Linked DNA regions of Homo sapiens: region 1 is linked to region 2. A link is a loop called in an ENCODE intact Hi-C map of the cell type or tissue named here. Cell type or tissue: heart left ventricle. All regions are shown on one strand. Each heading gives the region's core, and the rest is flanking DNA. Links, peaks and the distances in the headings are about the cores only. Region 1 holds the start of WNT3 (Wnt family member 3). Region 2 overlaps WNT9B (Wnt family member 9B).

What was found. Peaks named below come from ENCODE experiments on the same cell type or tissue, not always from the same donor. Only the 100,000 strongest peaks of a DNase experiment are listed, where the experiment ranks them.
Region 1: it touches region 2 in a loop (3.0-fold over the local background); 3 of 110 quality-filtered maps call a loop at or near these places.

Annotation. Positions count from the first base shown.
Region 1 is chr17:46,815,692-46,830,067 of GRCh38, forward strand. It overlaps WNT3 (Wnt family member 3), which reads right to left and starts at 3,001. Exons shown (of 5, transcript NM_030753.5): 1 at 2,827-3,001. The coding sequence starts at 2,906. It also overlaps a transcript of LRRC37A2 not described here. RefSeq lists an enhancer at 4,056-4,643. In heart left ventricle, for the core only: a CTCF peak has its summit at 6,814 (motif pointing left); DNase peaks (open chromatin) are centred at 3,110, 3,554, 4,394 and 6,826; H3K4me3 peaks cover 1,187 bases; H3K27me3 peaks cover 7,493 bases.
Region 2 is chr17:46,874,802-46,882,801 of GRCh38, forward strand. It overlaps WNT9B (Wnt family member 9B), which reads left to right. Exons shown (of 4, transcript NM_003396.3): 3 at 300-565; 4 at 1,444-5,759. The coding sequence ends at 1,917. It also overlaps a transcript of LRRC37A2 not described here. Among named protein-coding and RNA genes, the nearest start is that of WNT9B, 27 kb to the left of the region's middle. RefSeq lists enhancers at 1,618-2,218, 3,528-4,027. In heart left ventricle, for the core only: no CTCF peak of the experiment used is centred there; DNase peaks (open chromatin) are centred at 2,827 and 3,442; H3K27ac peaks cover 1,294 bases; H3K27me3 peaks cover 65 bases.

The DNA of each region.
Region 1 (14,376 bases), core at 1-8,000, 59 kb before region 2:
GCCAGTGACTCTAGTGCCTGGACAGACAGGACAAGCTGGTGTCAAGGAAGCCTGTGCCCCTGCCTCTCTAGCTTGCCATCCCTGGCCAGCTGTGCCCCCTGCAGCCACCTTGTGAGACTTTTGCTTCCTGTTGGACCTTCCCTCCAGGCCCATGGCTGCCCACCAAACACCCAAGCTCAGGTGTCATTCATACCCACAGGTAGATGTCTGCAAAGATATTCACAGCCACACAGCCCTGGGCCCAGCACCTGGGGACAGGATCACAGGCGGACTCAGACACAGCCCTCACACAGCTATGGACTTGAGGCTCACTCTCCTCCTTACAAGCACAATCAGGTCATGGCCATGAGCACTGATATTCATGCACAAAGACATCTGTGGGGCTTTCCCCACACTGTCATGAAGGCATGCGCGCGCACGTACACACACACACACACACTCACACACACGCACGCACGCACACACACACTCACATGCCCAGTCATGAACACAGTCAAGCCCAGCGTCACAGGCAGACACAGGCTCTGACCTTTACATGGGCAAAGATACTTCTAGACTTCTCTCTGTCTCTTACACATGTACATACACACATCACAGCACCAGCCACTTGCTCACACTCGTGTGCAGACACACACAGCACAACCTGTCGTGGGCATGGATCCCCCAACACGCCCACACGATTTCACATCCATAGTAGCCCAGTTGCAGGCACAAACACTTTTGCACACAGAGACACACTGGTGTATAGAAAACACCTCTTAGGGTCATAGACCCAGAACACACGCACACACACACACACACACACACACACACACACACACACACCTCTCTCCTTGGCTTAGACAAAGCAGCATTCCTGTCCCCCACCAAATTCCCAAACAAGCCATGTGTCTAGCATTATGTTAGGGCCAATGTCTTGACCTTCCAGGTTTCCCCAGCGTTTCTTCCTATTGGGCAATCCCTATCTAGATGGTCCCCAAGATACCATTTCACACCAGAATCTACACCAACTGGAAGAGTGCCCTCTTCTAGTTCATAGGGCCGGAGAGACTGGTCTCTCTTCCTCAGTCCCTGCCACCTATGGGCCGCCAAACCTTTCCTTCCTACCCTCCCCCAACCCACCAGAGTCTCTGCGAAAGCAAGGCGAAAAACGGCATGGCCTTGGCCCGGGAATGGGAAGAGGGTCAGGAATGGCCGGGTGAGGCTGGACTGGTGTTGGCAGCAGCCTTTCCCCAGACTGGCCGAACCTCCTTCCTGAAGTCCCTGGCTGCCCTGGCCACCCCATGGACTTCTTTATGTGCTGGAAGCCTCAGGTTAGCCCAGCCCCCCGGAAAAGTGTGGGTTGGGCAGAAGAAAGACTTCCCCTTGGCTGGCTGTCCTGGGAGCAACTCCTAGCACCCTCTAAACAGAGACCCTTGGCCATGTCCCCACCCTCTCTCCCAGGAGCCCCAAACACCCAGACACAAATGCTGCCATCCCCAAACAACTGGAAGACTCGGGGTGTGGCCCCCAAGTCTCGCTGTCTCTGCTCCTCCTACCCTGGACTCTGGGTTGGCGAAAGGCAGGGAGTCTGGGGACCTGCAGGCGGTACCGCACCGTGGTGGCACTTCTTTCTGACTTTCACCCCGGGGGCCACAGCCCACTTCTCACTCACAGATCCCAAATTCTTCCTCCTCACCTCCCCCCGCCCAGGCCAAGGCTCTCCTATGTCCAGGAGGGGAAGATTCTTTAATTAAAGTTTTCCGGAATGTAGGGGGCTGGAGACTGGGGAGAGGCGGAGTGTAATTTAGAGAACTGGTTTCAGTGTCTTCCCCTCTGGCCCCTGGGACCTGCGGAGGGTGGGAGAGCGGCGATGGGGCCGCTCGGAAAACAAGGGGACTCCTGGAGCTGGGGCTCCCAAAGCGATGTTTATTCCTCACCCAGGCCCCCCAGACACGCACAGCCCCCCCCAAGCACTGCTCCCGGCTTCCCAGTCTTATTTACTAAAATGTCTTTTGTATCCACATTTCTCAGGGACGGAATTCTCCCTTCCCTCTCCCTTTCTCCTCGGTCCTCGGTTTTCCAAAAGGAAGAAATGTGACATGGAGAATTGGATTTTTGGTCAAAGAACAACAAGCCTACCCCTCCCAGACAACACATTTTCAAGGAACCCCCCTTTTGCCAGGGTGGACAAGCAAGAAATGAATAAAATCCGAATTCAATGGCATCCCGGATCAGCAAATACCATATTCACTTCAGAGGCTCAAGATGAATCTAGAGCGGTGGGGAGAATCTGATGAAATCCCCCCACCCACTCCCCTGCCCCGGGAGGAGCCCTGAAGCCTTTGGGGTCTGAAATAGGAAGGCAAAGGGGGGTTATTATGGGGAATCTCTTGATGGAGGCGCCGGCAGAGGTGGGGTGGCAGTGAAGGAACAGGATGGTTTTGCCCATGAAGACCCCAAAATGGAGAAGAGGAGTGGCTGGGCCCCAGGGACAGTGCTGGATTTCCAGAAACCCAACTGCAAGCAAATGGGGGGTCTTCGGGGGCCTCTAGATTGGGACGGGCAGAGGGTTAGGATCTAAGAATAAGAAACCTTCTGAGATGGGAAAAGTCCTCCAGCCCCTGCAGCGGGGAGCAGGGAAAATGGTGATTATCAGAGGAGCCAGGAGTTGGATTCTGAAGGCGACACCAGCAGAAAATCCAGGAGGGGTGGGCGGGTGGGGGGCTGGAGGGAGGCGAGGAGAGGAGCCCCAGCCCTGCAGCGGCCCACCCCCAGCCGGCGCCCCCACCTTCCCCGGACGCGGCGGAGAAACCGGGCCGCGGGCAGACAAGAGGCGAGTCTTACCACCAAATTGGGTAGCCAGCGAGGACCCTGGTGCCACCGAGCAGGAGGCCGAGGAGCAGCCCGAGCAGGTGGGGCTCCATTAGAAGAGGCGCCGAGGAGGAAGTTTGCCCGCGACCATGAAGAGGGGGAGCGACGCCCCCAATAGTTGGAACAAAGTCCACTTGAGATTGGAAATGACTTTCGGGCTTGTCAGAAGCGCACCTCCACCCGCAGCCGCCCCCCTCCCGAGCCCAGCGCGGAGCAGCCGGGTTTGAGGATGTCAGCGAGCAGCCAATCAGCGCCCGCGGCCTAAGGTAAGAGATGAGTCTGTAGTTCAGCCTGTCAATCACGCGCCCCTCCCGCCCGGCCCACAACTCGGGCTCCGGGAAGGGCATCGCCCAGCAAACTTGGGCAAAGCCCGCGCCCCGGACGCCGCGGGGCTTCGGGGGGACGCGGTGGGCCGGACCCTCTGCTACCGCCGCGGTCCCCCGCTGGCCAGGGTTAGGGCGCGGGGGCTTTGACCCGGGCGTTCACATGGCGAGGGCTTGGCGTGGGCATGAACGGGTGGCTCCTTTGCTGGCGGGGACCGTGACCCGTTGGGACGTGGGCCCGCGAGGAATCGAGGGTAGAAAGCACAGGGATGTTTCCAGAAGCCCCGCTCGGGCAGGTCAGGATCAGAGGGTGGGGGAACGCACCCCCTCCCAGCTTCCAGCCTCCCGAGTCCGCCCGCTCTCTGGCCTCTCGTCCTGGCCGCGGGAGGTCACTTCCCGGGTGTCCGAGGAACGTGCGGAAAAGTCCGCGGAGGCTCGAAGGTCTGGCTGCGGGCGGCGCCGGGGGACGGAGCCGAGTGTCATTTGAGTCTTTTGTCAGGGATCAGATCGGTATCGGGACCTCCTGCTGCCTTTGCATTTCCTGCAACTGACACCAGCGGCCAGTCGCATTTCCTGCTCTCGGAGTCGGGTCACTTTCTCCTCCTTGAGGGGTTCAGGCCCGACCTCTGGCCCGGGTCGGAGGCGTGACCCACAGCCTCAGTGGGATTCTCGGTTGGACCATCAGGGACCGGTGAAACGCGCAGCTCTGGCCGAGGGCGGCCCAGGTCCTTGGAAGACCTTGCTGCCCTCCGGAGCGCCCCTCACTGCCCGACCGTCCCGCCTGAGGCCCCGGTTCTACTGATAGGGAGCTCCAGCCTGGGGTTTGGCGATAAAGGCCCTTGCCCTGTGCGGACACCAAATGCCTCCAGTTACCCACCCCTCCCCACAGGAAAGGAGTCCTTCCAGGCCCCCTTCGGGCTTGCTTCCTCTCCTCTCCCTCTCCAGAGCGAGGAATTAGGTCTCAGCCCTGGGTGGTATTGACATCATGGTCAGGTTTTGGGGACTCACGCCCGGTCACCTGGGTGCCTTTCCCTAGGCCCCCTCCCAGGCCACCTGAGGCACCAGGACTCTGCGCAGCCCCGGTCTGGGGTGAAGGAAGCACTGCCGGTGGGGAGCAGGGACCGCTGTGTAGGGAACTGTGGCAGAAAGGGCAGAGAATGAGCCGACCCGAGTCCCACAGAGGCCTGGAACGGCGGGCGTTCCACGAGGTGAGGGCCATGGCTGAAGGAAGTCTTACGCCAGGGGGCCAGACATTCCTGGCCTTTGATCTGAGCCCCCCGTACCCACAGCTCCAACCTGCTGCCCCTTCTGGTCGGCGAGCCCTCTCCGCACGCGGCTGCTGCCGGCACAGGGAGCGCGGGGAAATGGCCTCGGGGGCACCAAGGGTCGGGAGAGCCGCCTGGGCTTGTCATGGCTCCTGCTGCGTTCCCAGCCCATTGCTGGACTGGAGGGGGTGGGAGGGGAGGTTGAAAGAGAGGAAGGAAGGGGAGGAAAAGGAGAATCCGAGAGGAGGAGAGAGAGAGAGGGGCTCAGAGATGAGAGAGACGCTGAGACAGAAACCAAGAAAACTGTCGGGGGGAGGCTGAGCCACCGGTGTGAGGAAGAAAGGGGCAGGGGGGAGGCGGAGAGCACCAAGGAGCTGCAAGGCGAAGAAAAATCGTGAACCTGACCAGGAGTGGTGAACCTGGTGGGGGCTGCAGAGATGGGGATCCCTAGAGATGCTCCTCATGGCTGGGCTGATTCTGGGGTGCCCTGTTTCTGATTCACCTGGAAAGAGGGTTACCATTGCCATGAATGCAGAGCCTCAGGACCAAGGCTCTGGCAGTGGAGAGCTTTCCACATACCTCCCTCTTGGATGGAGGCCTGCTAGGTCCTACCTGGAGTCCTGTCCCACCCACAGGGCTCCCAGGTGGCTTTCTGATCAGAGCTGCCTGCTGGAGTCCTGCCCAAGGGCTCGGGAGTTCCAGAGCCCCATGACAGTGGTGCTGAGAGCTGGGGAGGGCTACCTTCCCTGGCCACTCAGACACCACTGTGGATGCAGTATGGTGGGGCGACAGGGCCTGGACTTGATGGCTTCTTGGGGTCATTACTGGGCCTCAAGACTCCACAGGTGCCAACCCTGTGAGGTGGGAGCAAAAGATCCGAGGCTGTCGGTGGGAGTGTGTGTTGGCTGAGATATGCCCAGCCAGCATCCTGGGTGCTGTGGGCAAGAACATCATTCCCTGAGGGGTCATGTGTACCTGAATGCCTCCTCCAGGCAGCCTGGAGAACTCAGACGCAGGTCATGTGCATCAGGCAGGAAACAAGTGGGTTGAAGGGTGGAATCTAGGAGCTGGCCATGTGCGCCTGGGAAGTGACAGAGGAGAGGACTGGAACCTACCAGCGGCCCTGCCAGGCCCCTAGTGAATGGAGGTGTGTGTGGGGATTTCCGCCACTTGAAAGCTCCTCAGACAAGGGGAGCCTGAGTCCCTTCCTTTCCCCCAGGTGTCCTTCCTTCAACACAGGTTTAATTTCCTTCCTCCTGCACCCCTTGCGCTGCCGCGGGTGGAAACGCAGGAATGGTTTCTCTCAGGGGAGGGCGGGCGCCCCTGACCACACATCACAGATAGAAACACCCTCTCTCTAACAGGTACCCCAAGCCCCAGGGTGGTTTCACTTGGTGGAGAAAGGGTTAAATTCACTCCAAGACCAGGAAGGGAGGGCGGGGTGGAGGCATCAGCCGGTGGACCAGGAGGCCATCGCCCTGAAAGGAAGGGTGGTCTCTTGGAAGAGGGCAGAAGAGGCAGCAAGGGCCAGGGACCTGGGGACATGGGGTGGCACGTGGGAAGCACTTTTTGTTGTGTGTGTGAATGTGTGGGACCTTAGACCTGGGAAGGGGACCCCAGTCCCAACCCAACCCCTCTCTCTAGCTGGCTCGGAGGTTCCTTTTGATGTGCACTCCCCCGGGGCTCAGAGTCTGCCGCTGTGTATTCAGTGAGGCTCCACTGGACCCCCTGCGGAGGCACCGTGTAGACAAAGAATCCGGTGGCCAGGCCCCCGCCCGCCCTCATGGGGCTACCCGTCTGTCGCGGGGAAGGAGGAGGAAATCTCCGATCCAGGCACTGTGCCATTCATTTTTGCTTGAAACAGGTCTTGGGGCTGCCAGGCGGGAGTCGGGAGCCGGACCAACCTGGGGGGGTAAAGGGAGAGGCGAAGCCGTTGCAGCGGGGAAGCAGGTGGGGAAGTGCGAAGGGCCGAAGGCCTAACACCACAGGGCTTATGGAGGAACAGTGCAAAGGGAGCACATAGGGGGCTCCAAGGCCTCTGACCTGGAGAGGAGGGCGTTTAACTTTCTCCTAGGAGCTGTAGGAACCGCAGAGCGGTTTTAGGCGAGCTCCCTAGAGGCCACTGGAAGGCTGGACAGCAGAGCCTGGAAGCAGGAAGGCCCTAGCGTGGGTGGTGGGCGCAGGAGTAAATCGGATTTCTTTCCACTGCCCAGCCTAGTTTGCTGGCATAGAGGCTGCATCCTGGAAATGCAGGAAGCCCCTGACCTGCACCGAGTAAGCGCATAGTAGGTAAGCACCAGATGTTAATCTAACACACAAAGGAGCGCAGGTGCACGCGGAGGTCGGCTCAGAGCCCAGCGGCGCGGGCGCGCCCCCTGGCGGCAGTGCTGATAGCAAGGCGGGAGGTCAGCAGGCGAGGAAGGGGTCGCGCCTGGTCCCACTCCGCTCCCTGCGGGCCCGGCATCCTCAATTGTTGCTGGTGAGCAGCCCGGATTTCGGAGGATCTTGGTTAAGCAGGTGCCCTCCTGAGTGAATGCCCTTAATCTACCTCGCAATCCCGGAGCTTAGCTGGGGATAAGGGGTGCATGGCTTCAGGCTCCCCTCTCCTCTCCAGACAGGCGGAGGGCGAGCGGGCCCAGGTGATGCCGGTCCAGGGCGCACTGGGGCACCGCCAGATCCACCCTGCGGATGCCTCCCTCTTCCGCTGACATATGGGAGGCTGCCAGCGGCAGGCGGATGTCACCAGTTCTTCCTGGATCCCGAGATCACAGGGGCCGCTGTGGGCACCTGAGAGGTTCTCCCTGTGGCAGTAGTTCCTCCTGTCTTAGCTCTAGCTCCCCAGGGCATTCAGTTTTATGTATTTATATATATATGTATTTATAATAAATATGTATTTATAATAAATATGTATTTATAATAAATATGTATTTATAATAAATATGTATTTATAATAAATATGTATTATATAATAAACACATATATTATATATTATATATTATATATATTATATTATATATATTTATATATTATATATTATATATTTATATATAATATATTATATATATTTATATATAATATATTATATATTATATATATAGAAAGGTGGAATTTCATTCTTGTTGCCCAGGCTGTAGTGCAATGGCGCGGTCTCGACTCACTGCAACCTCTGCCTCCCAGGTTCAAGCGATTCTCCTGCCTCAGCCTCCCAAGCAGCTGGGATTACATGTGCCCGCCACCACGCCTGACTAATTTTTTGTATTTTTAGTAGAGACAGGGTTTCACCGTGTTGGCCAGGCTGGTCTCGAACTCCTGACCTATATTTTTAAGACAGAGTCTCACTGTGTCGCCCAGGCTGGAGTACAGTGGTGCAGTCTCGGCTCACTGCAACCTCCACCTCCCCATATTCAAGTGGTTCTCCTGCCTCCGCCGCTCAAGTAGCTGGGATTACAAGCATGCACCACCATACCCAGCTAATTTGTGTTTTTTTGGTAGAGACAGGGTTTCGCCATGTTAGCCAAGCTGGTCTTGAACTCCTGACCTCAAATGACCCACCCATCTTGGTCTCCCAAAGTGCTGGGATTACAGGTGCAAGCCACCATGCCTGGCCTCCCCAGAGCATTTTGGAAAGCGATTTGCGGTGAAAGTCCTTTAGAAGGGAGGGAATGGGGTGGGGTGGGGGCACTGGCCGGTTGCCTGTCATCTCTGAGTCCCTGGCTTCGGTTGTGGAGTGGAGATAACACTTTCCACCTTGTAGGGAGCTGTCAGCGTTAAATGAGAATGGTGCTGACGGAATGCCAGACTGCGGATGGTGAATACAAAATATTGGGTTTCCTTCTTCTCTTGAGGCAAGGAGTAAGCCTCTCTCTCAGGTCTCTCTTCCTGCCCCAGTCAGTGTCTGCTAAGCAGTCCCCCTTCAGGCGCCCAGGAGCCTTCTCCAGAAGGATTTATCCGGGATAATGTTGTCTGATGTCCCCTTCCAAGACCCACTTCAAAATATCCACTTCAGAGAGGCCCCTCCAGACCCCTTGCCACTCCCTAGCCCTGTCCTGTCAGGCCTCTTATTCAGCTTTATTTTCCAGCATAGCCCTGACACTGATGTGATTAATATGTGATTACACATATTATTATTTTTTTGAGACGGTGTCTTGCTCTGTCGCTCAGGCTGGCATGCAGTGGTGTGATCTTGGCTCACTGCAGCATCCACCTCCTGGGTTCAAGTGATTCTCTTGTCTCAGCCTCCCAAGTAGCTGAGATTACAGGCGCTCGCCACCATGCCTGGCTAATTTTTGTATTTTTGGTAGAGACAGTGTTTCACCATGTTGGCCAGGCTGGTCTTGAACTCCTGACCTCAGGTGGTACGCCCGCCTTGGCCTCCCAAAGTGCTGGGATTACAGGCGTAAGCCCCCATGCCCGGCTGATTATACATACTACATAGCAGACATATCTGCTCAGTTTCTTGCATATGTTGTCCGTCTCCAACTGTGAAATCTCCACAAAGAAACTCCCTCCACAAGACTGCTGAACCCCCAGTGGTGAGGGATCCAGCACTTAGCAGCCCCTCGAAAACACTGTTGATGATGGGCCCAGAGGAGAGGGAGCAGGCAGGGCCGAGGTCTCAGATAGAAGGGCCACTGACTCAGGTCTGGGCTCCCTGTGGCCCCTCAGGGTCCTCAGTGCCCCTATCTTGAGTGGCCCTGGCCCCTACAACTCCAACCCACCCCAGCTACCCTGCTCTGTCGCTTGGTTCCTGTGTCCCTTTCATAGGACCCTGTGCTGCCTCCAGTGGGATGAGATTAAGGGTGGGCAGCCTGTTGGGAAGTCACTGCCACATGGGGGCATCTGGGGCTTGGTGGCCCCTCGTGCTGCCTCTCCAGCCATGTGCCACACCTCTTTCTCCTTCCCTTTCTTTCTCTTCAGCCTCCCTCTGTGCCCCTTTATTCTGCCATTGCCTCATAACCCTGAGCCCCATCCCTGGACATGGCTGGCCTGCCCAAGGCTTTTGGGGCTCTAACCCAAGGCCAGCTCCTAGCATGGCTGTGATCCTACCTGAGGAGTTAGAGCCAGACCTCTGTGTGTGGCTGCCACGGTTTCTCTCAGTCACCTGGAACTAGAGCTCCTGAGTTTTCCTTCCACTCCCCTGTGTATGGGACATAAGCAGGCAGGGAAGGGGAGGGAGCCCTGGTTGCAACCCAGGAGGGGCTTGGAGCCATCTTTGGTCTCTTCTGTCTCCAACCTTAGTCACGATGGGCCCCCACCTTCCGCCTGGGCTCTGAGGGCGGAAAGTGTCTGTATTTCTCATCGCACACATTGACTGCATGCCTGCTGTGGACAAGGCTCCACGAGGAATGGGACTACCCTCAAGGAGTCTGCCTTCTTCCTTATAACCCAGCTCCGGTTGATGCACACAGTAGGTGCTCTGTGAATTTCACCTGGTCCATTTCTTCAACGCATCTTCATGGAGCAACTCTGTGTGCAGCTGCCCCTTGGCAGCTGAGCACTGATGAGCAAAAGCAGCCCAGGTTTTGGCCTGCAAGGAACTTGCCATCTGCTGGGGACAGTCATTCATCAGAGGACCAAATACGTAAATGTTTCCTTAAAAAACAAAACCAGGCCAGGCATGGTGGCTCATGCCTATAATCCCAGCACTTTGGGAGGCCGAGGTGGGCGGATCACCTGAGGTCAGGGGTTTGAAACCAGCCTGGCCAATGTGGCAAAACCCTGTCTCTACTAAAAATACAAAATTAGCTGGGCATGGTGGCGCATGCCTGTAATCCCAGCTACTTGGGAGGCTGAGGCAGGAGAATCACTTGAATCCAGGAGGCGGAGGTTGCGGTGAGCCAAGACCGTGCCACTGCACTCCAGCCTCGGCAACAAGAGCTAAACTGTCTCAAGAAAACAAAACAAAACGAAACAAAACAGAGGTGTGGAAGTTCTCTCCATCTCAGGGGTCTTGCGGGGAAGACTTTTGTGGGGGCACATTAGGGAGATAGAATAGAACAAGCCTGATAATATCCTTGGAGATGGTGAAGAAATTTCTAGTGAAGTCCTGGTTTGCACCTTCCAGAACTCTGCCAACTAACCACCTTCTCCACAGACCAGTATGGCCAGTAGCTGTCATTGCTGGGACCTCAGGGTGGCCAGCTATGGGCCCTGAGTCCTGGGAGCCTAATCACATGGATGGAGGCCCAGTGGGCTGGGAATGGGGTCACAGCTGCCTCACTGGCAAGGGCCTAGGCACAGCTGGCACAGACGTTGGAGGGCCCTTGGGCTAAGCAGGGACATCTGCCTGGCATTTCCCACATCCCAGCAGGACCCACCTCTTATGCACCTTTGTCTTGGCTTCTAGATAAGGCCTGAATGGGGATTCACATGTCTGACTGGGAAATCCTCTCTGAGTGGTTGCGTTAGAGCCCAGGTCTACCACAACCCCAGTGAATCCCAGCTCTGCCTCTTACTATGTGACACTGAGCATATTATCTAACCTCTCTGTACCTGCTTCATCAACTGCAAAATGGGTATAATAACACTTGTCTCAAAAAGACAATTGCCTATTCAGCAGAGTGATAGCTGCTGTGTTTGAAATGGCACCTGGGACATGTAAAATGATCGGTGAGCATCCACTCCCTCCCTCTGTGGCAATCAGCTGCTCTTTTTTTTTTTTTTTTTTTGAGATGAAGTCTCGCTCTATCACCCAGGCTGGAGTGATCTTGTCTCACTGCAACCTGCAACCTCTGCCTCCTGGGTTCAAATGATTCTGCTGCCTCAGTCCTCCTAGCTGGGACTACAGATGCAAGCTACCACGCCTGGATAATTTTTGTAGTTTTAATAGAGATAGAATTTCACCATGTTGGCCAGGCTGGTCTTGAACTCCTGACCTCAAATGATCCACCCACCTCAGCTTCCCAGAGTGTTGGGATTACAGGCATGAGCCACCATGCCCAGCCTCAGCTGCTGTTTTTGAACTTCTGGAAGACAGGCTTCTGTTTAGATTTAGTGTAGCTCACACTGCTGGTGGTCCCTTCCTCCAGGATGGCAGAGGCCCCCAGTTTGTTCTGGTCTTTACTCCTCCCCTACCTTGCTCAGAGGTAAATCCTGACTGATCTAAGTCAATCACGGGGACCCATTCTGCTTGCCAGGGATTGGCCTAAACTGGGTGACATGTGCCTGAGGGAGGTCAGCTGAAGGGTGCAAGAAGGTTTCTGGGAAGAGTTTTTGGGGCTCTTAAAATGACACACAGTAAGAAATATCTTTTCCCTGCTTTTGGACATTGTTGTTTTGGGTTGGGATACCTGGAGCTGCAGCAGCCATTCTGTGACTATGAGGAAAGCTGCCTGAAGATGAAGCTGACCGGCAGAGGAAGACAGAGCCAAGAGAGAGAAACAAACTTCATCTCTGACACCATTGCTGAGACACTAACTGCCTTCAGAGGAGTCCTGCTTTGGAACTTCTTGTGATATGAAATAATACATTTTCCTTGTTCGTTAGCCCACTTGAGGCTGTTACTTGTAGCCAAAGGCCTCCTAACTATCTGTATCCTCCTCACCCATCATGTCTAGTGTAGGGTAGTTGGATTAAATGTGGAGACTGACTTACAAGGTGAGTTGCTTTTACTTAAGGATGGATGAGTGTTAGGATTTCTTTTTCTTTTCTTTTCTCTTTTTTTGAGACAGAAATTTCTTTCTTTTTTTTTTTTTTGAGGCAGAGTCTTGCTCTGTCTCCCAGGCTGGAGTGCAGTGGTGCAATCTCGGCTCACTGCAAGCTCCGCGCCCCAGGTTCACACCATTCCCCTGCCTCAGCCTCCCAAGTAGCTGGGACTACAGGCACCCACCACCACGCCCAGCTGATTTTTTTTTATTTTTAGTAGAGACGGGGTTTCACCATGTTAGCCAGGATGGTCTCGATCCGCTGACCTCATGATCCGCCGACCTCATGATCCGCCCACCTCGGCCTATCCCAAAGTGCTGGAATTACAGGTATGAGCCACCGGGCCTGGCCAACAGAAATTTCTTTTCTTTTCTCTTTTCCTTTCTCTCTGTCTCTCTCTTTTTTTCCTTTGGATTTCTTTTTCTTTTCTCTTTTTTTGAGACAGCGTCTCACTCTGTCACTCAGACTGGAGTGCAGCAGCACAATTTTGGCTCAGTGCGACCTCCATCTCCCAGGATCTAATGATCCTCTCACCTCAGCTTCCCAAGGAGCTGGGACTACAGGCATACACCACCACAACAAGCTAATTTTTTAAAATTTTTGGTAGAGATGGGGTTCCATCATGTTGCCCAGCCAGGGTGGTCTTGAACTCCTGAGCTCAAGCGATCCATCCACCTCAGCCTCCCACAGTGCTGGGATTACAGGCATGAGTCACCACGCCCTGCCAGGGCTTCTTTTTCTTGATTTGAGGGTTTGTCTAGGTGGGGGTGAGGTTGCAACTGGAGCCTGGAGCTGGGAGCCTCATTCTGAGATGACTTGTGGGGAGAAAGGAAACAACAAAAGGGAGGGTGTAGGGTTGAGGTGAGGTTTAAGATGCATCCAGAATGTAGTTCTGCCCAGGTCGGGCACGGTGGCTCATGCCTGTATTTCCAGCACTTTGGGAGGCCAAGGCAGGCAGATTGCTTTGAGCTCAGGAGTTTGAGACCAGACTGGGCAACTTGGTGAAACCCTATCTCTACAAAAAAAAAAAAAAGAATTGCCAGGTGTTGGTGGCTCGTGCCTGTAGTCCCAGCTACTCAGGAGGCTGAGGCTGGAGAATCGCTTGAGCCCAAGAGGCAGAGGTTGCAGTGAGCCACTGCACTCCAACCTGTGTGACAGAGTGAGACCCTGTCTCAAAAACAAAAACAAAACAAACAAACAGAAAGAATGTAGTTCTGCCCAGTGCTGCCTTTGCATTTTCCTAAAGAGGCTGCAACTTGACTGCTGATGGGTTTGAGGTTCATGAAAATGTTTTGGAATTAGTGGTGAAGGTTGCACAACTTTTTCAATATACTGGAAGCTACTGAATTGTGCACTTTAAAATGGTGATTTTTTTATGGTGTGCAAATTATATTTCAATTTTTTTTTTTAGACAGAGTTTCACTCTTGTCACCCAGGCTGGAGTGCAATGGAGCAATCTTGGCTCACTGCAACCTCAGCCTCCCAGATTCAAGTGATTCTCCTGCCTCAGCCTCCCCAGTAGCTGGGACTACAGGCATGTGTCACTATGCCTGGCTCATTTTTTTGTATTTTTAGTAGAGAAAGGGTTTCACCATGTTGGCCAGGCTGGTCTCGAACTCCTGACCTCAGGTGATCTACCCGCCTCAGCCTCCCAAAGTGCTGGGATTACTGTGTAAGGCACCACGCCTGGCCTCAATTTTTTAAAAAGAGAAAAAGCAGCAGCCCAGCCACCTGCCTCCTACAGTCTCCCCTCTGCCCTTCATTCTCAGGTGTCTAGGAGCCATTCTCAGGCTCCCTGAGTGTGTTTCGGGGATGGAGGGGCACAGCCCCACCAGCCATGCCACACAGGAGCACTTCCTAAAGTCTCTGCTGGGAGGGGCTGGTGGAAGCCTTGCCTGGGGACACTGGGACTCACTCTTTCACCTGAGGGGATGGTTATCTCCTAAGGCCTGGTCCTCACTGGCCAAATAGCCTCAGGTTGGGATGGGAGTAGGGGGTGGGGGCAAAGTGATGCTGTGGTGGGGTGGGGGGAGCATGAGTTCTGTGATCAGAAAGAACAAGTTCACATCCTGGCTCCCTGCTGCTGAGCTGTGACTTTGGGCAAGTTATCTAGATCTCTCTGTGGCCGTTTCTTATCTGGCAAATGGGTATACTAATTCCACCCTTGGCAGGGTTAAATGGCATAGTTTACCCAAAAAGCTCAGGGCATCTAGTAGATAACACAGGCTGACTTCCTAAGACCTGTTATTATCATGAGACCAAACATAATGGCAGAATCCTAACCAGGCTGT
Region 2 (8,000 bases), core at 1-8,000:
TCCTGACCTCAAATGATCCGCCCGCCTTGGCCTCCTAAAGTGCTGGGATTAGGGGCACGAGCCACTGTGCCCAGCCTGGAAGTTCCATTTAAATGGCAACTTGCAGTCAGAATTTAAGGGGCAGTTGACAGGGAGACCCACCCGGAGCTGTGTCCTCAAGCCACATTCTCTTGTCCTGCCCATCACAGCGCTGCCACCACCGCCTCTGGCCCTCAGAGGGCGGCAGGCAACCTCTAAGCTTCCTCCTTTCCTCTCTTCCCCCTTTCCTCCCTCCCTATGCCCCTGGGTGCCCGATCCAGGCTTCAAAGAGACAGCTTTCCTGTACGCGGTGTCCTCTGCCGCCCTCACCCACACCCTGGCCCGGGCCTGCAGCGCTGGGCGCATGGAGCGCTGCACCTGTGATGACTCTCCGGGGCTGGAGAGCCGGCAGGCCTGGCAGTGGGGCGTGTGCGGTGACAACCTCAAGTACAGCACCAAGTTTCTGAGCAACTTCCTGGGGTCCAAGAGAGGAAACAAGGACCTGCGGGCACGGGCAGACGCCCACAATACCCACGTGGGCATCAAGGTGAGCATGTCCCTGGCTGCCCGCAGTGCCTTCCCACCAGGGTACACAGCTGGGGAGCATGGCTTGAAGGAGGCCAGCACCCCACTCCCCAAAATACATGAAGAGCCGTGAACTTCATAAAGGCAGGATGAACTTCACGTCTTCAACCAGCATTCCCTTGGCATCTACTCTGGGCTGTGACTGGGTGCCAGGAACACAGCGGAAGCATGGAAGGGTCATGAGTGTCATTGGTGGAAGCAGTGGTCACCAGTGGGAGCCAGGCTTAGGACTAGGTCTGGTGAAGCAGGGACATGTTTGGAGAGGGGTCTCCATTCCAAGGACCAGGCCTTCCTGGAGGTCCTGGAAGCCCAACATTGTTTGAAAACCTCCATCTAGAGCAACTGCCCACTTCTCCATTTTATGGGTGGGAAGATGGAAGTGGCCCAGAGAAGGGAAGGGGCTGAGGTTACACAGTAGTGGGAGGTCTGGAGGGTGAAAAGTATCTTGGTCTATTGAGGGGAGGAGGCTGGGAGACACCAGTGCTCTAGCTGTTTATGAGATTAAGTTCTGAGTTGTCATCACTGAGTTGTGAACCGGGGCTGCTGTGTTCAATCATTGAGTTGGTGTGAACCGGGGCTGCTGTGTTCAGTCACTGAGTTGGTGTGAACCGGGGCTGCTGTGTTCAGTCACTCAGTTGGTGTGAACTGGGACTGCTGTGTTCAGTCGCGTAAGTTGTCTATTCCACAAGAACTCCAGGCCAAGGGGAGGAGCTGGGGCTGAGACCCTGGGTCTCTTTCCCATTCTCCTGCCTCTGCCCTGCTGGGGTTGGTGCTCTGGGGGCAGGCTCTGGCTGCTGGGCCCAGGCCTCTGACCACGCCTCTGTTCTGCCTCCCCCACAGGCTGTGAAGAGTGGCCTCAGGACCACGTGTAAGTGCCATGGCGTATCAGGCTCCTGTGCCGTGCGCACCTGCTGGAAGCAGCTCTCCCCGTTCCGTGAGACGGGCCAGGTGCTGAAACTGCGCTATGACTCGGCTGTCAAGGTGTCCAGTGCCACCAATGAGGCCTTGGGCCGCCTAGAGCTGTGGGCCCCTGCCAGGCAGGGCAGCCTCACCAAAGGCCTGGCCCCAAGGTCTGGGGACCTGGTGTACATGGAGGACTCACCCAGCTTCTGCCGGCCCAGCAAGTACTCACCTGGCACAGCAGGTAGGGTGTGCTCCCGGGAGGCCAGCTGCAGCAGCCTGTGCTGCGGGCGGGGCTATGACACCCAGAGCCGCCTGGTGGCCTTCTCCTGCCACTGCCAGGTGCAGTGGTGCTGCTACGTGGAGTGCCAGCAATGTGTGCAGGAGGAGCTTGTGTACACCTGCAAGCACTAGGCCTACTGCCCAGCAAGCCAGTCTGGCACTGCCAGGACCTCCTGTGGCACCCTTCAAGCTGCCCAGCCGGCCCTCTGGGCAGACTGTCATCACATGCATGCATAAACCGGCATGTGTGCCAATGCACACGAGTGTGCCACTCACCACCATTCCTTGGCCAGCCTTTTGCCTCCCTCGATACTCAACAAAGAGAAGCAAAGCCTCCTCCCTTAACCCAAGCATCCCCAACCTTGTTGAGGACTTGGAGAGGAGGGCAGAGTGAGAAAGACATGGAGGGAAATAAGGGAGACCAAGAGCACAGCAGGACTGAAATTTTGGACGGGAGAGAGGGGCTATTCCATCTTGCTTCCTGGGATGAATGGCTTGGAGCCAGCATGTTCTTGGGAGGTGAACTGCTGGGCTAGGAATGCCAAGGCAGGCAGTGCCAGCTGGAAGTGAAGGCGGGAGCCTGGCTGAGATGGGTCAATCGGGTCCTGTGGCCCTGCTCAGGTGCAGTGGGCTCCAGGTGTCACACACCTCCACCACTCCCCTGGTTTTGCTGTGCCAGAGATGGGGAGAAAGCACAGGTGGTAGAAGCCATCCGTTCAGAGAAAGGAGAGCTTTCTGTGCTTGAGTGGACCCGAGTGAGATCTGTGCCCTGGAGCCCTGTGTCCTTGATTTGGCTTTTCAAATATGCCTCCGCTGAGGCCTCATTCTTGTCTCGAGAGCTGGGTTATGCACACTCACCCAGCCGTGCTCAAAACTACCACCAGTGCAGGTAAGACAGGTGGGAGAACTAGCCACCAAGGCGGGACTCAGTGCACCTGAGGTTGAACAGGGAGACAACGGCCCCTCCCTGTGTTCCCTGCTGGCCAAAGGAATCTTCACTCCCAGCGCAGAGGAGGAGGGCAACAGCTTCCTGGTGCCTGGCAGTGACGTGGCGAGCTCAGTTTCTCAGCTGGCTCTTGAGTGAGCTTTGGTGACTTCCTGTGGCTGGGGCCTGCCTGGTCTGTGACACCCCCATACCAGCTGAGTTCACAATACTGAAGAACAGCTGGCTCACGAGCTATGACTTGAAGTTACATTTCTATTCTTGTGGCTGCTCATCTAGTTAAGGCTTTTGCCCTGGCTGGGGTTATAGGTGCTTGAGTCCTTGCTAAGCCTGGCTCCTGGGTAGCCTCCTTCAGTTCCTAATGGCCTCTCACTTGGCCCTCACTTTGGCTCTTACTTGAGGAGGAGACGTGACTTTGATAATTTCCTCAGATCCTGTGGACATTTTCAGCAGCACCTGCCAAGGCCCTCTGTGAAAGGAGGAGAGACTGGTACCTCCACACAGGCACACATGGATGCACAGCCCCTGGACCAGGCTGGGGGTTCCTGTTGCACATGCCTCTCTTGTTCAGGATGAAGACCTTGCAGGGGTCCCCTTGCTGGAGGCATTGTACTTCCCCAGAGTGGGGCCCGATGCCACCCAGGAGGAAGTGACTTCTTTCGGGAAGCCCTTGGCCACTTTGCTGGCCCTGCCACGCCCATCTGTCAGCTTCCTTTCTCCCTAAACCTAGAGTTGCTGACCCTTCACCAACACAGGAAATTTCAGAATCAGCTGAATGCTCAGAAACCTCGCCTGTGCCAGCTCCAGGACAAAGGCCCGCTGACTGTGCCCTGGCCAACTCCCTGAGACCTCCAAGGGCGAGGAGGAGCTGCCCAGTCTCCAGTGGATCAGGGCAGTCTGCTGGATGCTGGAAGGATTTTTGACTGCAGAGGCCCGGCTGAGAAGCCAAACTGACCTGAGCCCCTCTCGTTAAAATGACATTGCTGACCCAAGCACCTGGCCCACACCTTGGCAGCAGGAGAAAAATGGGGAGAGGGCTGGTTTTCTCCTTTCTTCCACTTCCCCACAGCATGGAGATTTTCTCTGCCTTCCCAATCCATCTTGCTCCTCCGAGACCCCAACTCTGCCTCCACCCAGGCTCAGTGCTGGGCGTAAGGCAGCAGGGACCTCACTGGCAGAGCAGGGGGCCTGGGAGCAACGTGGAGGCCAGAGCACCCTGATCCACCAACATGCCACCTGCATTCTGACTTCATGGCTGGCAGTGCCAGGGTCGTGGGAGGGCAAAGGGCAGGCTCTAAGGCATCTAGGCAGTGGCTGGCTGCTAACATGGACACCCCAAGTCAATGGCACAGTGCAGGTTCTGAGGGCTCCTTGGCTTGTGGGGTCTTCTCTGTCTGTCTCTCTCCCTCTCTTCTTCCTTGCTCTCATCCCTTTCTTTTCCAGTTACCCCTGAAGACCCACCTCGGCCCTCTTGGGGCCCCTGGGGACTAGAGTGACCACTGACCCCTCATTCTACAGCTTTAAGGGAAATGCTCACAGGGTATTTTTGTCTACCTCAAATATATAGTTTTTAGAGCAAAGGAGAATAATTTATATAGCTAAGATATATGAGAAAGTATTTATATTATTTATATAGTTGCTATATTTCACAGACAGCACAGGTGGGGTTTGTGTATTTTCCCGGAAACCCTCTGTCTGGGGAGATACAGCCTGACCTGACCGGGTCCCCCACTGAGCAGGAGGCCGGGTCGCTGGGAAGGAGGACAAACCTGTATTCCATGACTGGGTCTGTCTCGGAGCTGGTAAGCACATGTCCGCTCTGTGATGAGCCCTGGTGGGCTCCATCCAGACCCTCCTTGTGATGTTTTTGTAGATTTTCTGCCCTTCTGGGTCCAGGCCCCCTTCTTCTGCTCTGGCAAAAGTGTCTTACTCATAATGATAATGACAACGAGAATTCCCACACCTGGCATTTGTAAAGCACTTTGCTATTTAGAAACAAAAACTTTTACCCCTTTCATCTCACTTGATTTCTCCGTTATCTCTGTGAGGTAGGTGGGGCCACATTACTGTGGCCATTTTATAGATGAGGTCCAGAGATGGAGAGCTGTGCTCAAAGTCACACCTAAGAGACTTGTTCAATGAATATTTACTGAACATCTCCATAGACCAGGCACTACGGGCTGACCTGCTCTGAGCCCAGGAGCCCCAAAGCCTGGATACCACTGTGAGCCCAAGAACTCAGGGAAGCAGTTCCTTCCCAGGCTGTGATCCCAGCCTTTTGGATCTGGATGGCATGTTGGCACTTCCCCCAAGTGGAGTCCCATGTCTCAGGGGCTTTGGCTGCCTGAGAAGGCTGGAGAGACCAGGAACCCATGGAGGCCACTCCAAGGGGTCCTTCTGCCCACACTGCCCAAGAAGCTTGGGCTACACCACTGGGCCCCTCCCAACCTACAGATGAATTTTGATTGCTCTCATTTGTGTTTTGCTTGTAAAAATGAATTGTTTTCCACTGGATTTCTGGCTGCTTTTGCAAAAGTCAGCTGCGCTGGCAGACTGGGCCTGCATGTCCTCCTGCAGGCAGCTAGAGTGAGGGAGTCTAATGGACAGGATGCCCCAAGTGCCCCCGTTGCTCATGGATGCCCCTGCCTGCCTCTCATGAGCACATAGTCCTGTCCCCTGGTCTAGATAAGCCCAGCTTTCCTGGTACCCTTCATCACCTGGCAGACAGACAGCCCCATGCCAACCCTGGACATTACTTGCTTTTGAACCTTTCCTTTCTCAACAACCATGAACTTCAAATGCTTTCTGTCTCAGGACACTTTAGAATAACAATGGAAGCCATCACTTATTGAGCACCCCTTATGTCCATTTATTCAACCAATGATTATTTAGGGATCTCTTATTGAGCACCAGGCAGCATCCTGGGTGCTTGGTGCAGCAAGGAACAGGACCAAGTCTCTGCCTCATGGGGCTGACATCCTAGTGGGTGAGAAAGACAATAAACCAATAAATGACATGCCAGTTATTTGCATTTACTTTGTCTCAATTTATTGCAATAACTTTGCACATTGGACATGGTCCCCGTAATGGATAAGGAAATGGAGGTTGTGAGATGAGAAGCCTCCTCATTGCAACTGGCAGGCAGTGGGGCCAGGATTGGAACACAGATCTCCTGGCCTCCAAAGTATGGGATTTTTTTCCTCTGTACACTGGTATAGGTCGGGCAGGGATGGATCGCCCCATTTTATTGATTCTGGGTAAACTAAGGCCTAGAGGAAGGAAATAATCCATCCTGGATTACACACCAATTCAGACAGGCCAGAGCCTGCATCCTTCCTGGAGTTGATAAGCATTTCTGGAGCCCTCATGCTATGGCAAGCAGCATGGCTCAGGGTGGGGCGGGATGAAGCCAACCAGGGGCCTTCAGGGACCTACAGTCTAATAGGAGAAATGAGAAGCACAGCCATGCAGTGGTTTGGGTCATTTACACACGAATCCTGTGTCCCTTTTCTGGCCACAGTTCCTTCCCAACATGCTTTGGGAGGCCTCGCCCACCAGGATCCTCCTGGGGGTCTGATGGGAGAGGAGGCCTCTTTCTGAGCCAAGCACAGCAGAGAGTGCCTGTCTCCTGGCTCAGGCCTGCCCTGCCCCAGTTCTTCAGCCCTGCTGGGGTCCACATTGCCTTAACTGGGCTCCCCAGGGCGGGAGGCAGAGGTGGGCCCACAGTCCAGCCCTGCAGGGGCCTACATTTCCACCAGCATCCCCGTCCTAACATGCTCCTTCTACCCAGTGTTCCTGGGCCTGGAGACCAGCTGGCTCTGAGTAATGACAGACACGTCCACATGCAGCAGCAGGCTCCAGTTTATCAAGGGATTTCTCATCTATTTTCTCTCTTGAACCTCACAAGGTGGACACCCTTCTTCTTTTTTTACAGATAGGGGAATTGAGACACAAAATGGTTAAGTGACTTACCAAAGGCTATATCGCTAGCAAGCGGATCCAGGCCTTTTGCCTCCAAACCCCATATTCTCTCTACCATACACCATCCTCACCTCCTCCTGCCCTCATCTGAGCCTTACTTTGTTCCTGCTCATAATCTAGTTCCCAAACAGGCCCGCAGACCCCTCCACCTCCAGCTGCTCAATGCCACCATCTTCCAGGAGGACCGGGGCTTGTTGAGACAGTCACTAGGTGGGTACCCTACCCGCAATATCCCTCCTCCTTTAAAAACAGCCACATGTGCTTTCTGTCTTTGCATTTGCAATATCTATCTTGTTGAATCACTTGTGAGACCTTTGCAGACACCAAGACACTTACATACTTTATCATGTATCTCCTAAGGACAAGAACATTCTCCAACAGAACCACAAGGCCATCACCACATCTAAGAGATGTAACATTGACAAAAATTATCTACTACATAGTCCATATTCAGACTTCCCCAATTGTCCCTCAAAATGTCCTTTATAACATTATTTTCTGGCCAGGCACAGGTTCACACCCATAATCCCAGCGATTGGAGAGGCCGAGGCAGGAAGATCGCTTGAGCCCAGGAGTTCGAGGATATAGTGAGCTGTGATTGCACCACTGCCTTCCAGCCTGAGCGACAGAGTGAGACCCTGTCTCTAAAAAATTAAAATTAAAAAATTTTTAAAACATGTTTTCCTGGCCCAGGATCCACTCAAGAATTAGGCATTGCACGTTGTTTTCATGTCTCTCCAGCTCCCTGTAATCTAGAACAGTCCCCCTCTTTCTTTGCTTTCATAACAGTGATAGTTTGAAGAGTCCAGGCTGCATGTCTCGTGGAATACCTCTCAACTGAGATTTGCCTGATCGTTTCCTTGTACTTGGATTCAGGTTAAACATTTTGGCAATAAGCTGCTTGGGTGATGTGTATCCTATTCTGTGCATGCTGTAAGGAGCCACAGGATGTTTTGCTCTTGTTGCCCAGGCTGGAGTGCAGTGGTGCGATCTCGGCTCACAGCAACCTCCACCTCCTAGGTTCAAGCGATTCTCCTGCCTCAGCCTCTAGAGTAGCTGGGATTACAGGCTCACCCATGATGGGGATGGGGACATTCTGGAGGGAGAGGCACTGGCGGGAAGCATCCTATGCCTGCCCCCACCCTTCCCATTTCTTTCCGATTCTTGACTTCGCTCCATCTCTCACCTGGAGTTCCTTCTTGCAACCGATCATGCAGCAAACACGGATTGGTGGCCTATGGTGCACGAGGCACGTGACAGGGTCCTAGATGCCATGGTAATGAGACTAGGT